Regions from separate parts of the Homo sapiens genome. Here region 2 is linked to region 1. Evidence: read pairs that join two places in POLR2A ChIA-PET (ENCODE). Cell type or tissue: HepG2. All regions are shown on one strand.

Region 1 (4,000 bases):
CCTGAGTGCCCATCTGCAGCAGAACAAGATCCCAGGTTGAGTGGGCTGCACAGAGACATGGGGTCATGTGTAGGCAGGAGGCAGAGGTGACACCCGAGCTGCGGTTCGTAGCACGCTGTGGAAGGAGGAGGCACATCCATAGCCGTCTCCTGTCAAATCAAGTTTTAAAGAAAAACGAATGCATGGACTACCTGAGGAGCTTCTGTAATTTATTGACATTACTCCTGTAAGCTTCAGAGTATTCATATGTTCATCCACCAGTTATTTATTGAGCACTGTCTGTGTGCAGTACCTCTTGGAAGTGCTGAGGAACAAGAGAACAAGACAGTGTTCAAGCTCTCATGAGCTTACATTTTAGCGAGGAGGGACAGACTCCTGCTAGCAGTCAGCAACATAAGTACAGATGGGTGGGGAGGGAAGAGACGGGTGAGGGGGTGGTGCTGTTTTAGCAGGTGTTGGACATCGTCTCTGCTGAAGGCCACCCAGGGTGAGCCTGGGGCTCTTAGAGGTTGCTTCATGCAGAAGGATGGCGAGAGCAGCAAGGGCCAGTGGGGCTGGACGTGTGGAGACCAAGGGGGCTGTGATGGGACCCGGGCAGACAGGGGCCACTGGCTTTGCCCAGGCCCTCTGTGTGAGGGGCAGCTGTCTGAGCAGAGCAGAGGTGTGGTTTATGTTTTAGCAGATGTCGGGGAGCACAAGGGCCAGTCAGGAAGGAGAGGGTGGAGGGGATCAAAGAGTGACTCTACATCCAGGTCAGGATAAGCATCTTGTTACATGTCCGAGTGCAAACCCAGAGCCAGCACTGAGTTGTAAAGTTCTGAGCCTCAAGGGAGAGGCCAGGGCTGTGGGTGGCCTCAGGGAGCCGTGGGATGGTAAGAGGGGGCACAGAGCTAGAGGAGCAGTCAGAGGGCTGGATCACAGGCACCAAAGAGGAAGGGGTCTAGGAGGAAGGGGTCTAGCAGTGGGGTGAGCTTCCAGAACACAGGGGTCATTTACTTCCTACCACGTGACAGTGCTAGGGCTGGGTTCCACCCTTGTCATCTGCATGGTTCCCTAGTGTCATTGTGGGCTGGGCCCTGTGTCCTGTGTCCCTTCACCACCTTGAGCTGCTCAGTGGCAGAGACTGTCCTGCTTCCAGCCCCTTGAGCACCAGGCCTGGACCCTGGTATTATCTCCAATGTTTACTGTGAATTCTGTATATGGGTGTTACCCTCTCTAAAGAAGCACATTAAAGAGTATTTGTTGAATAATCATGCTGAAACGTCATCTTTCATAGAAGGGAGAATTCCACAAGTTGGCTGATGCCAAGATATTTTTGAGCGACTGCCTGGCATGTGACAGCTGTATGACTGCAGAGGAAGGAGTCCAACTTTCCCAGCAAAATGCCAAGGACTTCTTCCGCGTTCTGAACCTTAACAAGGTAAGGCATTCGGGGCATTTGCTGATGCTGGGGAGCTGACCTGGAGGAAGTGGAGGTGAGGCCTGGCTTCCTGCACAGAAGCCTCTGCTGGGACATCGGATGCACATCTCAGCCTTTTCCTGGTGTTGCTAACATCCTGCTTTGACCTTCCAAACCTCTCCATCAAGAGCAAAATCCCCGCACAATTTCCTGCTCCCTTAATAATGCTCAGGCAGTGGTGGGGGGCTGGCATCACCCCTCAGGCTCCTGTGGCTTAAGCGGGGCCTCTGCCTGGTGAGGTCAGGTAACACGGGTGTTGGTGATCATGCGGGCAGCACAGAGCCGGAGCTCCTGCTGTTCTGCCTCGGCTGCACGTTTTCGGACACGAGAGTTATGTTCTAATAGACCGATCAGCTTGGGGCAAGGCAGAGACACTCCAAGGAAGTAAAAATTCCCAAAGCTCCTTCCTTCAGCTCATCCCTGCAGACCTCCTATACAGAACGAGAGGTGCCACTTGTCTTTCCGTGAGACAGGTTGTATTAGTCCATTCTCACATTGCTACAAAGAACTACGTGACACTGGCTAATTTATAAAGCAGAGAGGTTTAATTGACTCACAGTTCCACAGGATCTACAGGAGACATGGCTGGGGAGGCCTCAGGGAACAACCATGGCGGAAGGGTGAAGGGGAAGCAAGCATGTCTTCACGTGGCAGCAGGAGAGAGCAAGTAAAGGGGGAGGTGCTGCACCCTTGTAAACAACCAGATCTTGTGAGGACTCACTCACTATCATGAGAAGAGCAAGTGGGAGATCCGCCCCCATGACCCAGTCACCTCCTGCCAGGCCCAGCCTTCAGTTTCACATGAGATTTGGGTGGGGACGCAGAGCCAAACCATATCACAGGTGAAAGAGAAAGAGACAAAGGCAGATGAGGCTGAAAAGCACTTCTTGGTTTCCATGCTGTCACCTCCACGGGAAGCACCGGCATCCTACCCTGCCCAGGGTGTAGGAGCCCATTCACAGTAGGTAGTGTGCTAGAGCAAGGTAGGGGCCTCAAGAAACACTGACTGGCACAAGTGGGTGGCATAGGGGACAGCCAAGGAGCCTTCTCAGCGTTTGCCATTCACCCCCATGGCTTCTGGACAAGTCATCCAGCAGCAATTAGATCACAATATTTTTCTTTGTGAGACAGGGCCTCACCCAGGCTGGAGTGCAGTGGAGAGAGTCTCAGTGGGGAGACTCTGGTGATCCTCCCACCTCTGGAGGCTCCCTGTAGCCTCCAGAGCAGCTGGGACTACAGACGCGTGCTACCACACCTGCCTAATTTTTGTATTGTTTGTAGAGACAGGGTTTTGCCATGTTGCCCAGGCTGGTCCTGAACTCCTGTGCTCAAGCGATCCTCCAGCCTCAGCCTCCCAAAGTGTTAGGATTATAGGCATCAGCCACCACCCATGACCTAGATCACAATTGCAGATAGAGACACATGTCCTCTGTGTTGCCAGCATTAGTTGTGTCTGGGTGTACCCTGACTTATATGCACTTGCACGGGAACTCCGTTAGCAAGCAGCAGGCTGCCTGGATAGGATGGTCTGAACCAGGAGATGCCCCCCACCCATCAGCCAGGTTCGCCATGCATACCCGTCCCCACCTGCTCACCCTTGGCCTTTCAGGGAACAGAATGGCTTCAGCCATTTTGTTACGTTGAACAGACTTAGTGGATACAGCTTTGCAGACTACTAGAGACTTAATTCTGTGGTGTCAACGGTTTTTGCAAAAACCCTTGAAAGTGTCTGTGTCACTTTATGCTTCCCTAAGTGATAGGGGCAAACAGCTGTGTGCAGCCATCCTGGTCACATTCAATATCAAATTCAGTTTTTTCCCCCCTGATACATAGAGAATTGTATCTCATTTGCATTTTCTTGCTTATTTAGAGAAGTTGGTTACCCTAGATGATGTTTATTGACAGTTTATATTTTATCTTATGCTGCTTGTCCAGTCTACAACTTATATTTTAGTACGGTGTGCGATGTGAATACATTCTTCTTCCTTTTTTTTCTTTTCTGAGATGGAGTCTCTCACTGTCTCTCAGGCTGGGGTGCAGTGTCGTGATCTCAGCTTATTGCAACCTCTCCTTCCTGGGTTCAAGCAATTCTCCTACCTCAGCCTCTCAAGTAGCTAGAGTTACAGGCAGGCACCACCATGCCCAGCTAATTTTTGCATTTTTAGTAGAGATGGGGTTTCATCATGTTGGCCAGGCTGGTCTCGAACTCCTGACCTCAAGTGATGTGCTCGCCTCGGCCTCCCAAAGTGCTGGGATTACAGACGTGAGCCACCACACCCGGCCAGATACATTCTTTTCTATTTGAAAAAATCAAATTGTTCCAGCATCTTCTGTTCTTCCCCTGTTGACCTGAAATATTATCCTACCTCTCTTATATATTGATAGATGTGCATCCATTTGTTTCTTTTTTTTCGGCCTTCACCATGTTGGCCAGGCTGGTCTTGAATTCCTGGCTTCAAGTGATCCACCTGCCTTGGCCTCCCAAAGTGCTGGGATTACGGGCATAAGCCACCGTACCTGGCCTTCTTTTTTTTTTTTTTC
Region 2 (4,000 bases), 170 kb after region 1:
CAGCAGTCAAGTTCATGGAGACAGAAAAGTAGCACGGTGGTTACTAGGAGACAGGGGAGGCAGAATTGATGGATGTAGACTTTGGCTTCCCAAGATGAAATTCTAGAGGTCCGTTTAACAACAATGTGAATATATTCAACATTACTGATCTATGCGCTTAAAAATGGTTAAGATGGTAAATTTTATTTTACATAATTTTTTACCATAATTTTTTTTTTAAAAAATGCTGCCACTGAAGACCTTCTTTGCCCCAGGTGTCAGAAGTGTAACTATTTCCTCAATGTAGGTTCAGTAAGTTTTAGAAACACATCTGAGTGACCTGAGAATTATGTCAAGGTCACTAATGTACTCTTCAAACACTATTTAACCGAGAGACAATGTTTAGCCCTTTTATAAACTACATGATCTTAGGCTTATTAATAAAGTTATTAATGCTTGATTATATCATAAGTCTTTTCAGGTTTTTTTTTTTTTTTTGAGATGGAGTTTTGCTCTTGTCGCCCAGGATGGAGTGCAGTGGTGCGATCTTGGCTCACTGCAACCTCCACCTCCTGGGTTCAAGTGATTCTCCTGCCTCAGCCTCCCAAGTAGCTGGGATTACAGGCGCCCATCACACCCAGCTAATTTTTGTATTTTTAGTAGAGACGGCGTTTCACCATGTTGGCCAGGCTGGTCTCGAACTCCTGACCTCAGGAGATCCACCCACCTCGGCCTCCCAAAGTGCTGGGATTACAGGCATTAGCCACTGTGCGCAGCCGTCTTTTCAAGTTCTAAAAGCAACAAGTCATTCCCTTAGCAAGATGTGATTCTAGCTAATGGTTAAGTAAAGAAATGTTGGCTGGGTGCAGGGGCTGACACCTATAATCTCAGCACTCTGGGAGGCCAGGCCGAGGCAGGTGGATCCCTCAGGTCGGGAGTTCAAGACCAGCGCGACCAACATGGAAAACCCCCGTCTCTACTAAAAATACAAAACTTGCCAGGTGTGGTGGCGCATGCCTATAATCCCAGCTACTCGAGAAGTTGGGGCAGGAGAATCACTTGAACCCGGGAGGCAGAGGGTGCGGTGAGCCGAGATCGCGTCACTGCACTCTAGCCTGGGCAACAAGAGTGAAACTTCGTCTCTCAAATAAATACATAAATAAAAAATAAAAATACAAAAATCAGCCAGCTGTGTAGTCCCAGCTACTCGGGAGGCTGAGGCAGGAGAATCACTTGAACCCGGCAGGTGGAGGTTGCAGTGAGCCGAGATCACGCCACTGCACTCCAGCCTGGGTGACAGAGCAAGACTCCGTCTCAAAAAAAAAAAAAAAAAAAGAAGACAAACACAGTCAGTCACAGGCACAGTTAGCTATGCGGTCTCTGGGTTTTAAAAATGGAAAGAAAAAAAAGAAAAACAGATTTTTCAGAATCAAGTGAAGAGGCAGAGAAGGAGAGTTAAGGCCTTTCCTGGAATGAGAAGTAATCAAAGGTAAGAGCCAAACTTCAGGAATTAGAGAGGACTTCTAAACCCCGCCAAAGAGATTCTCCCATAATACCTGACCCCCACCTCCTGCAGCTGAAGAGGGGGAAAGGGTCTCCCCACAGAAAGACCAGGGTTACATTCAGAGCTTTCTATGTTCCAGATCCCAAGGGCTGGTACTGAAATATTACAAAGGATATTCGTTGTTACAGAAAAATGTAAGATACAATAAATCTTTCTGAGTTTCTCTTCAAAGGGTTTATTTAGCCTGTTAACTTCCTTATCCTTTGTTCTCGAACTCGACTTTCTTGTTCTTCCTTGCCCCTAGTTACTGTAAACAGCCTACCCGCTTCCCGTCAACTCTAATCAATAACTCACACCTGTTCCCTTGGTTACCTGTACACATTGTTCCCCTGAAACTGCACGTCTCACACGCTCCACCTCTGTACCTCACATCCCCCTCCCCTTCTATATTTAGAAAAATATGTACAAGTAGCCTATTGGGTCAGCTCAGATTGTGCAGTCCGACCCCAGCCCATAGGGGAGTGACACAGAGATAGGGACTGCGTTCAGGATAAAAACCCCCGGTCTCCTTTGTTCTCTGTGCTCTTGCCATCTTGACTGATGCAAGGGGCACCCTTCTGCAGAAGTAAATTGCCTTACTGAGAGAATTAAACTTTTGCCTGAGTGCTGGTTTTACTTCACAGCACTGAGCATTTATTTATTCCTGGAACATTTTATACCCACAAAAAGAAGAAATGCCCAAGCCTGCCCAGGATGTCAGCGTCTACATCTCTAAGGGTCCCTGGCGGTCGGACTTGTCTGTAACAGCAACTAAAATTGCAGCAATAGGTTGCGTAGGACACAAAACAGGCTCCTACTAAACATCAGCTGAGGAAAACTTGAGGTACACCCCAGTCCTTGTGGTACAGAGAAAAACCCTCTCCTCTAATCATGGTCTCTATTCTCACACAATCACCAACACAGAAGACTTCTGTGACTAAAGCAGAAACCGCACAGCAAACCCCAGCTGGTCTTCCTCTAACTCAGTTCTGACACCATCTACCTGGAGAGAGTATTAGATCCCACAGGTTGAAGGCTCAGTCCCCAAGACCGACTGCACCACACACCAGTCACAAGTTAGAACCTTCAAAACTTCTGACTGACCAGCTTCAAGTTGGGGTTCCCGTGACCCCTTCTTTGGGTTCAATTTGCTGGCACGGCTCACCGAACTCAGGGAAACACTTCCTTATGTTTACCAGTTTATAACAAAGAATATTACAAAGGATACAGATGAAGAGATGCATAGGGCAAGGTATTAGGGGAAGGACACAAAGCTTCCGTGAAGCTCTCTGAACCCCGTCTCCTTGGGATTTTATGGAAGCTTCATGATATCAGCATTCCTTTCCCAGGGGCAGAGGGTACGGCCTTCTCTGGGGAGGGTCCTGAGACCCACAATTAGAAAGGGTGGGGGTGTGGTGGTTAATGCCTGTAATCCCAGCACTCTGGGAGGCCGAGGCAGACAAATAACTTGAAGTCAAGAGTTCGAGACCAGCCTGGTCAACGTGGTGAAACCCCATCTCTACTAAAAATACAAAACAAACAAAAAAACGTAGCCAGGTGTGGTGGCATGTGCCTGTAATCCCAGCTACTTGGAAGGCTGAGGCACGAGAATCGCTTGAACCCATGAGGTGGAGGTTGCAGTGAGCCAAGATGGAGCCACTGCACTCCAGCCTGGGAGAGATTCTGTCAAAGAAGAGGGGAGGCGAGGGAAAGGGAGGGGAGGGAAAGGGAGGGGAGGGGAGAGGAGGGGAGGGGAGGGGAGGGGAGGGGAGGGGAGGGGAGGGGGGAGGAGGAAAGAAAGAAAGAAAAAAGAAAAGAAAGGAAGGAAGGTGGGGTGGTGGTGGGGAGACAGGACACGTTAGGGTGAAAGGGGGGTAGGAGAAGGTCAGAGGCCTCCCCTGAGGGCCAATATTGTAACAAAAAGACTAACCAGGTCTGTGGGAGTTACCGGCCAGGGTGAAAACCAAAATATATAATTACACCACATCTTGACAGGCCCAGACTCTCCCAACAGAGCCTGCTGCAAAACACAAGAAACTAATAAAAGAAAATGGGGAAAGGGGATGTCTGAATACTGGCATAACTTCTATTCCACTAAGAGATGCTTGAAAAATGAATCACTTTATACAAATGAGTGAAAATCAACCATTCTAGCACTTGAGGCTAATAACCTTTTTATTTTTGCCTCTGTCATGTCGTGCAGTCCCTGTTTCTCGTTCCTATTTCTGTGGAGTTTTATTTTTAAAGAAAACCTTATTTCCCATTATAAAAATTATGCATCATTTCTATAAAACAACACAGAAAAGCATAAAGTAGAAAACACTGTGAAACAACATCATTTATGTACTTTTTTTGAGACAGAGTCTCGCTCTGTCACCAGGCTGGAGTGCAGTGGCACGATCTCGGCTCACTGTAACCTCCGCCTCCTGGGTTCAAGTGATTCTCCTGCCTCAGCCTTCCAAGTAGCTGGGACTACAG

Evidence for each region. Peaks named below come from ENCODE experiments on the same cell type or tissue, not always from the same donor. Only the 100,000 strongest peaks of a DNase experiment are listed, where the experiment ranks them.
Region 2: POLR2A ChIA-PET joins it to region 1 with 5 read pairs; 2 of 35 experiments call an interaction of 5 or more read pairs at or near these places.

Annotation. Positions count from the first base shown.
Region 1 is chr17:82,463,011-82,467,010 of GRCh38, forward strand. It overlaps NARF (nuclear prelamin A recognition factor), which reads left to right. Exons shown (of 11, transcript NM_012336.4): 3 at 1,277-1,420. Among named protein-coding and RNA genes, the nearest start is that of NARF, 6.3 kb to the left of the region's middle. In HepG2, no CTCF peak of the experiment used is centred here; no DNase peak of the experiment used is centred here.
Region 2 is chr17:82,634,966-82,638,965 of GRCh38, forward strand. All of the region lies in intron 2 of WDR45B (WD repeat domain 45B), which reads right to left. Among named protein-coding and RNA genes, the nearest start is that of WDR45B, 11 kb to the right of the region's middle. In HepG2, no CTCF peak of the experiment used is centred here; a DNase peak (open chromatin) is centred at 1,812.